Linked DNA regions of Homo sapiens: region 1 is linked to region 2. Evidence: chromatin loops called from intact Hi-C (ENCODE). Cell type or tissue: mucosa of descending colon. All regions are shown on one strand. Links, peaks and the distances in the headings refer to the core of each region. The heading gives the core; the rest is flanking DNA.

Evidence for each region. A loop is a pair of places that touch in the nucleus more often than their neighbours do. Peaks named below come from ENCODE experiments on the same cell type or tissue, not always from the same donor. Only the 100,000 strongest peaks of a DNase experiment are listed, where the experiment ranks them.
Region 1: a loop joins it to region 2, with 2.0 times the contacts of the local background. A loop is called at or near these places in 39 of 110 quality-filtered maps.

What each region holds. Positions count from the first base shown.
Region 1 is chr14:50,341,454-50,344,375 of GRCh38, reverse strand. CDKL1 (cyclin dependent kinase like 1) reads left to right here. Exons shown (of 10, transcript NM_004196.7): 5 at 2,154-2,244. Among named protein-coding and RNA genes, the nearest start is that of DMAC2L, 31 kb to the right of the region's middle. In mucosa of descending colon, for the core only: no CTCF peak of the experiment used is centred there; a DNase peak (open chromatin) is centred at 1,530.
Region 2 is chr14:50,403,314-50,406,235 of GRCh38, reverse strand. No RefSeq gene overlaps it. Among named protein-coding and RNA genes, the nearest start is that of CDKL1, 7.9 kb to the right of the region's middle. In mucosa of descending colon, for the core only: no CTCF peak of the experiment used is centred there; no DNase peak of the experiment used is centred there.

The sequences.
Region 1 (2,922 bases), core at 201-2,700, 62 kb after region 2:
TTGTACTCCCAAAAGGCTATGAAATTGGGGAAAACCCCAGGTGATTCATGCCTGCTTAGCTGCAGTATGTCAGTTGCAGTAGGTGGAACCCCAAACCCAGTGCAAAGTGCCAGTGTCTGCTTTGGTGAGATATGAGTGTCGAGTCTCGAACCAAGCAACCTATCGAAAGCCTGTGACACTCCTGGCCACAGGCGGCTGGTAGAGGCATAGTAGACTATTGCCCAGGTGACGTGACTTCACAGATGCTGGGAAGCCTGCTGCCCCATCCAATACAATACTGCCCACTGTGCATAGAAACCAGATTCCAAAGTTAGAGCTTCGTTTTGGCCATGAGTGCAATTTCACTGCAATGTTTTATCTTACTCAACTGCCAGGGTCAATTTAGGTGGTAGGGCTAAATCTCCTTCTTTATATTGTTCCAAATGATTTTTCCTGATGCTGCATTCCCGGAAGGAGGAAGTATGAGAGTAGACAGCACTTCTCCCTGAGGAGCCTCCAACTAGCTAAAGGCTATAATCCTTGTAATACACAGGGGAGAGTGGACACCCATATTGTTAGTTACTATGACTTACCACTCTTTCAAGAGCAGGTTTTAGGATGGGGGAGCAAGAGAGACTGCACCAAGACCCTGGTAGGGCAGATCTGGGATGCTAAAAACAAATATAATGCATACCACAGTTCCCTGGAGAGCCCCAGACACCCTGTTTGGCTCCATGTGCTGATGGGGGTGGGTGCAGAAACTTGTAAAGAATTCCCAGAACAGAATAGGAGCACATGCTTGCTTACAAGTACTTCTGACCATATGTCATCATGATATTCATGGTGTACCCATTTATAGCAATATGTGAAGCCAGTGGTAAAAAGAATAGAGATCTCAGGATGTTAATTGCTAAGAACCAGATCGATTATAATAAAATCCCAAAGTTGTTTTATTTACCCCAAATTTTCCAGAATAATAAATACCCATGGGGAAACATTGACACTGATCTCTCATCCTGAAGGTCCTTTGGAGTGAGAACTGGTCATGCCCAAGAAGAACCCAAGTCCTCTCCAGATTCTTAAGAATAACCCCAGGGTTTCAGGCTGCAGGCCAAAGAGGGTCTCTCAGGTTGCAAACGATCTAGCATTCTCCTCCTAAGAGGAAAACACTTGGGAAAGAGGAAGATTATTAGGGACCCTGAGCAGTATTTTGACCCAACTCAAAAAAAAAAAAAAAAAAAGTAACTCTTAATTAGGTTGTTGATTTGTTCTTTGCCAAAGAAATTGTCATTTAATGAGAAAATCATGTGAAGATTCTCAAACGTTCTTTTCTCTAAGATCACCCTGTTTAAGAATGTTGGCTGTGGGCTGGAAACCACAGGTGATTTGAGTCTAAATTCTGGAGGGGGGGCCGCATCTCGAGGGGTGGCTGCAGCTCTCAGAGCACTTGTGTGTGGGACAGAGCTGACATCTAGCGACTCTCCCCAGAGGGTGAGGGCTGCTGCCTACTCTTGTTTATCTTGTCCGGATGAATGTCAGAGCTGGAAGGGAAATCTCTTGGCAAGCTGTGGTTGCCACCCTTCTCTTCCCAGCTTATCTCAGCAGGCCCAGGGCTTGTCCTGTTTACGAGGCTGACTGTGTTCTGTTCACAGTTAAACAACTGAATTGTGAATTCTGCTTATGCACCAATTTGCAGCTCCTGCAACCATGATGCAGCCTCACCCGGACCTTTCAACATTTTCCCTTTCACCTAAAACTGTCAGATTAAATACAGGACACCCTGTTAAATTTGAATTTCAGATAAACAAGCATAACTTTTAGTATAAGTACATCCCAAGTGCTTCATGGGATGTATTATCCTAAAAAAATTATTTGTTTATCTGAAATTCAAATTTAACTGGGTGTCCTGTATTTTTCTCTGCTAAGACCGGCTACCCTACTTTCATTTTCCTTTCACTCTTCTTGGCTCTTTTGGGCCTTTTAGGAATTTGGGATGATTCAGGCTCTGACAGGCATGGTACTAGATTTATTTTAGGCTGCTCTTTTGCTGTTGTCCAACAGGCCAAGGAGAGATTTAAATGATTTATCCAATATTTGCTAAATAGTCATGTGTTTCATTTATCCCATATATAGTTCAGCCTTAATATTGTTTTTGTTTTGATTTGTTACACTAGTGCATACATAGAGACGTGAAGCCAGAAAATATCCTCATCACGAAACATTCCGTGATTAAGCTTTGTGACTTTGGATTTGCTCGGCTTTTGAGTGAGTATTGACATTTTCTTTTGTTAAGTATAAAAAATGAAAAAGTTCTTGATACAACAAAGGATCTAAATGCTCTAGAAGTATACAAGATAGTACTTGTATATTTAGGGCATAAGTGTGCTATAAATTATAATTTTGTAATTACCGAAAATGTGTAGATAATACAATGGTTTACCTATGTATGCTATCCATAAATTATACCACAGTAAAGTAGTTATTAAAAAGTATCTTACCTCCCTGATTTCTACCATTTCTTGCTAAAATACTTTTCAGAAGTGCTACTTTAGAATAGTGGCTTTCAACCTTGGAGGCAGATTAGAATCACCTGGGGAACTTTTTTTTTTTTTTTTTGAGACAGGGTCTCACTCTGTTGCCCAGGCTGGAGTGCAGTGGCACAGTCACAGCCCACCACAGTCTCGACCTCCCCAGTTCAGGTGATCCTCCCACCTCAGCCTCCTGAATTGCTGGGACTACAGGCATGAGCCACCACACCTGGCTAAGTTTTGTATTTTTTTTGTAGAGACGGGGTTTCACCACATTGCCCAGGCTGGTCTCGAACTCCTGGGCTGAAGCAAACCACCTACCTCGGCCTCCCAAAGTGCTGGGATTACAAGTGTGAGCCGCTGTGCCCAGGGAACTTTAAATTCTAAGCCAAATAACCCCCCCCCCCCCCCCAGA
Region 2 (2,922 bases), core at 238-2,737:
TTACAATTCAAGATGAGATTTGGGTGGAGACACAGAGCCAAACCACATCAATAGACCAAGCGAGCAGAACAGAGAGCCAGAAATAAACCCTTGCATCTGGACAAATAATTTTTGACAATAATGCCAAGACTACAAAATGGGGAAAGAACATGCTCTTCAACAACTGGTGTTAAGAAGACTGGATATCCACATGCAAAAGTTGGAACATTATCTTACATCATATACAGAAAGTAAGCCAAAATGGCCAACATGTAAGCCCTTCATGTAAGATCTAAAGACCTAAATGCAAGATCTCCAATTATCAAACAAAGCACTAATGTAAGATCTTCAATTATTAAACTTCCAGAAGAAAACAGGAGAAAAGCTTCAGGACATTGGATTTGGCCATGATTTCTTGGATATGATACCAAAGGCATAGGCAATGAAAGAAAAAATAGACAAATAGGACATCAAACTTAAAAACATCTGTGAGTCAAAGGAATCAGTCAACTGAATGAAAAGGCAGCCTACAGGAGAAAGTAATTGTAAACCATATATCTGATAAGAGATTAATGTGCAGGGTATATTAGGAACTTCTACAACTCAATAACAACAAAAACATAACCAAATAACCCAGTGAAGAAATGGGCAACAAACTTGAATAGACATTTCTCCAAAGAAGATATACGAATGGCCAATAAGCACATGAAAAAATGTTCAGCATTACTAATCATTAGGAAAGTGCAAATCACAACCTCAATAGACTATCACCTCACATCCATCAGGATGGCCACTATCAGGAGAACCAAAAATAACAAGTGGTGGCAAGGATGCAAAGTTAGAACCCTTGTATACTGTTGGTGGGAATGTGAAATGGTGCAGTCACAGTGGAAAACAGTATGGCAGTTCCTTAGAACATTTAAAATATGTTCACCATATCATCCAACAAGTCCACTTCTGGGTATATACCCAGAAGAATTCAAAGCCAAACCTTGCAGAGGTGGAAGCAACCCAAATGTCCATCCACAGATGAATGAAGAAAGAAAATGTGGCTGGGCGTGGTGGCTCACGCCTGTAATCCCGGCACTTTGGGAGGCTGAGGCGGGTGGATCATGAGGTCAGAAGATCGAGACCATCCTAGCTAACACGGTGAAACCCTGTCTCTACTAAAAATACAAAAAATTAGCCAGGCGTGGTGGCGGGCACCTGTAGTCCCAGCTACTCGAGAGGCTGAAGCAGGAGAATGGTGTGAACCCGGGAGGCAGAGCTTGCAGTGAGCCGAGATCGCGCCACGGTACTTCAGCCTGGGCGACAGAGCGAGACTCCATCTCAAAAAAAAAAAAAAAAGAAAATGCAGTGTCTACACACAATGGAATATTAAGCAGCCTTAAAAAGAAGGAAATCCTGTCACATGCTGCAACATGAATGAACCTTGAGGACATTATGCTAAGAGAATTAAGCCGGTCACCAAAGGACAAGTACCATATGATTTCATTCACATGAAGTATCTAAAGTCATGAAAATCATAGAAACAGAAAGTATGAAGGTTAGGGTTAGAGTAACCAAGAGCTAAGGGGAGAGGGAATTCCTATTTAGTGGATAGAATTCCACTCTTGCGAGATGAAAAAGTTCTAGAGATCTGTGTACAACAATGTGAATGTACTTAAACTATGAAACTATACACTTAAAAATGGTTAAGACAGTAAATTTTGTGCCTGGTGCAGTGGTACGTGCCTATAGTCCCAACTATTCAGGGGGCTGAGATGGGAGGATCACTTGAACCTAGGAGTTCAAGACCATAAGCCGGACACAGTGGCTCATGCCTGTAATCCCAGCACTTTGGGAGGCTGAGGCAGGTGGATCACCTGAGGTCAGGAGTTTGAGACCAGCCTGGCCAACATGGTGAAATCCCGTCTCTACTAAAAATACAAAAAATTAGCTGGGCGGTGGTTGAGGCCGCCTGTAATCCCAGTTACTCAAGAGGCTGAGAGGCAGGAGAATCGCTTGAACCCTGGGGGTGAAGGTTGCAGTGAGCCAAGATCAGGTCACTGCCCTCTAGCCTGGGCAACAGAGCGAGACTCTGTCTCAAAAAAAAAAAAAAATTACTGTAGTGAACTATGATCATGCCTGTGAATAGCCATTGCACTTCAGCCTGGGCAACATAGTGAGACTTCATGTCTAAAAAAAAAAAAAAGGTAGTACATTTAATGTTATGTGTTTTTTACCACAAGAAAATATAATGGAAGCATTTCAAAGAAAAAAAAAGAAATGGATGCATTTCTAAGATAATCTGTATGAAATCTATTTTATGTAAAGCGAGAAATATTTTTAAATGCAAATAATTCATACTTCTTGCCCTTTCCTCTCTTCTTCCCCATTTTGTCATACTTTATTTTATGTCTGTTTTAATATTGGGTTCCCATAAGGTAGATTTATATTTCTTTAACCATAATTAGAGCTACCTAATTTGAAGCCAACAGTACAGTAGTGTGAGAAGAATACAACTTGAAATTGAGACCCAGGTTCTAGGCCTGTTTGTTGTCACAGATTTGCTTTTGGACTCTGAATGAGTCATTTAAATTTTCTGTATCTGTTTCCTCAAATGCCAGATGTGCCTTCTCTCCTTCACAGACCCTTGTGAAGTGTTTTGAAAAACAAAAAGTACAATGTAAACACCAGCCCTCCAAGTCCTCCTATCTAGTTTCCTCCATGGAGGAACCCCTCTTGGGGGGAGGCAGGAGAGTTTGCTCTGCAAGGAAACACAGTGTTTCATCTTGACAAAGTGGCTTCTGAGTCTCCAGTGCCCAGCATGGTGTCTGACACATGTCAGCAGGAAAAGTTGGCTTTCCAAACTGCTGATTCTGTGTTACAGCTTTAAGCTAAATTCAGAAAGTAATTAATGTTCTTTCCTATTTATTCGATCTCAAAAATGTACACTTTGCA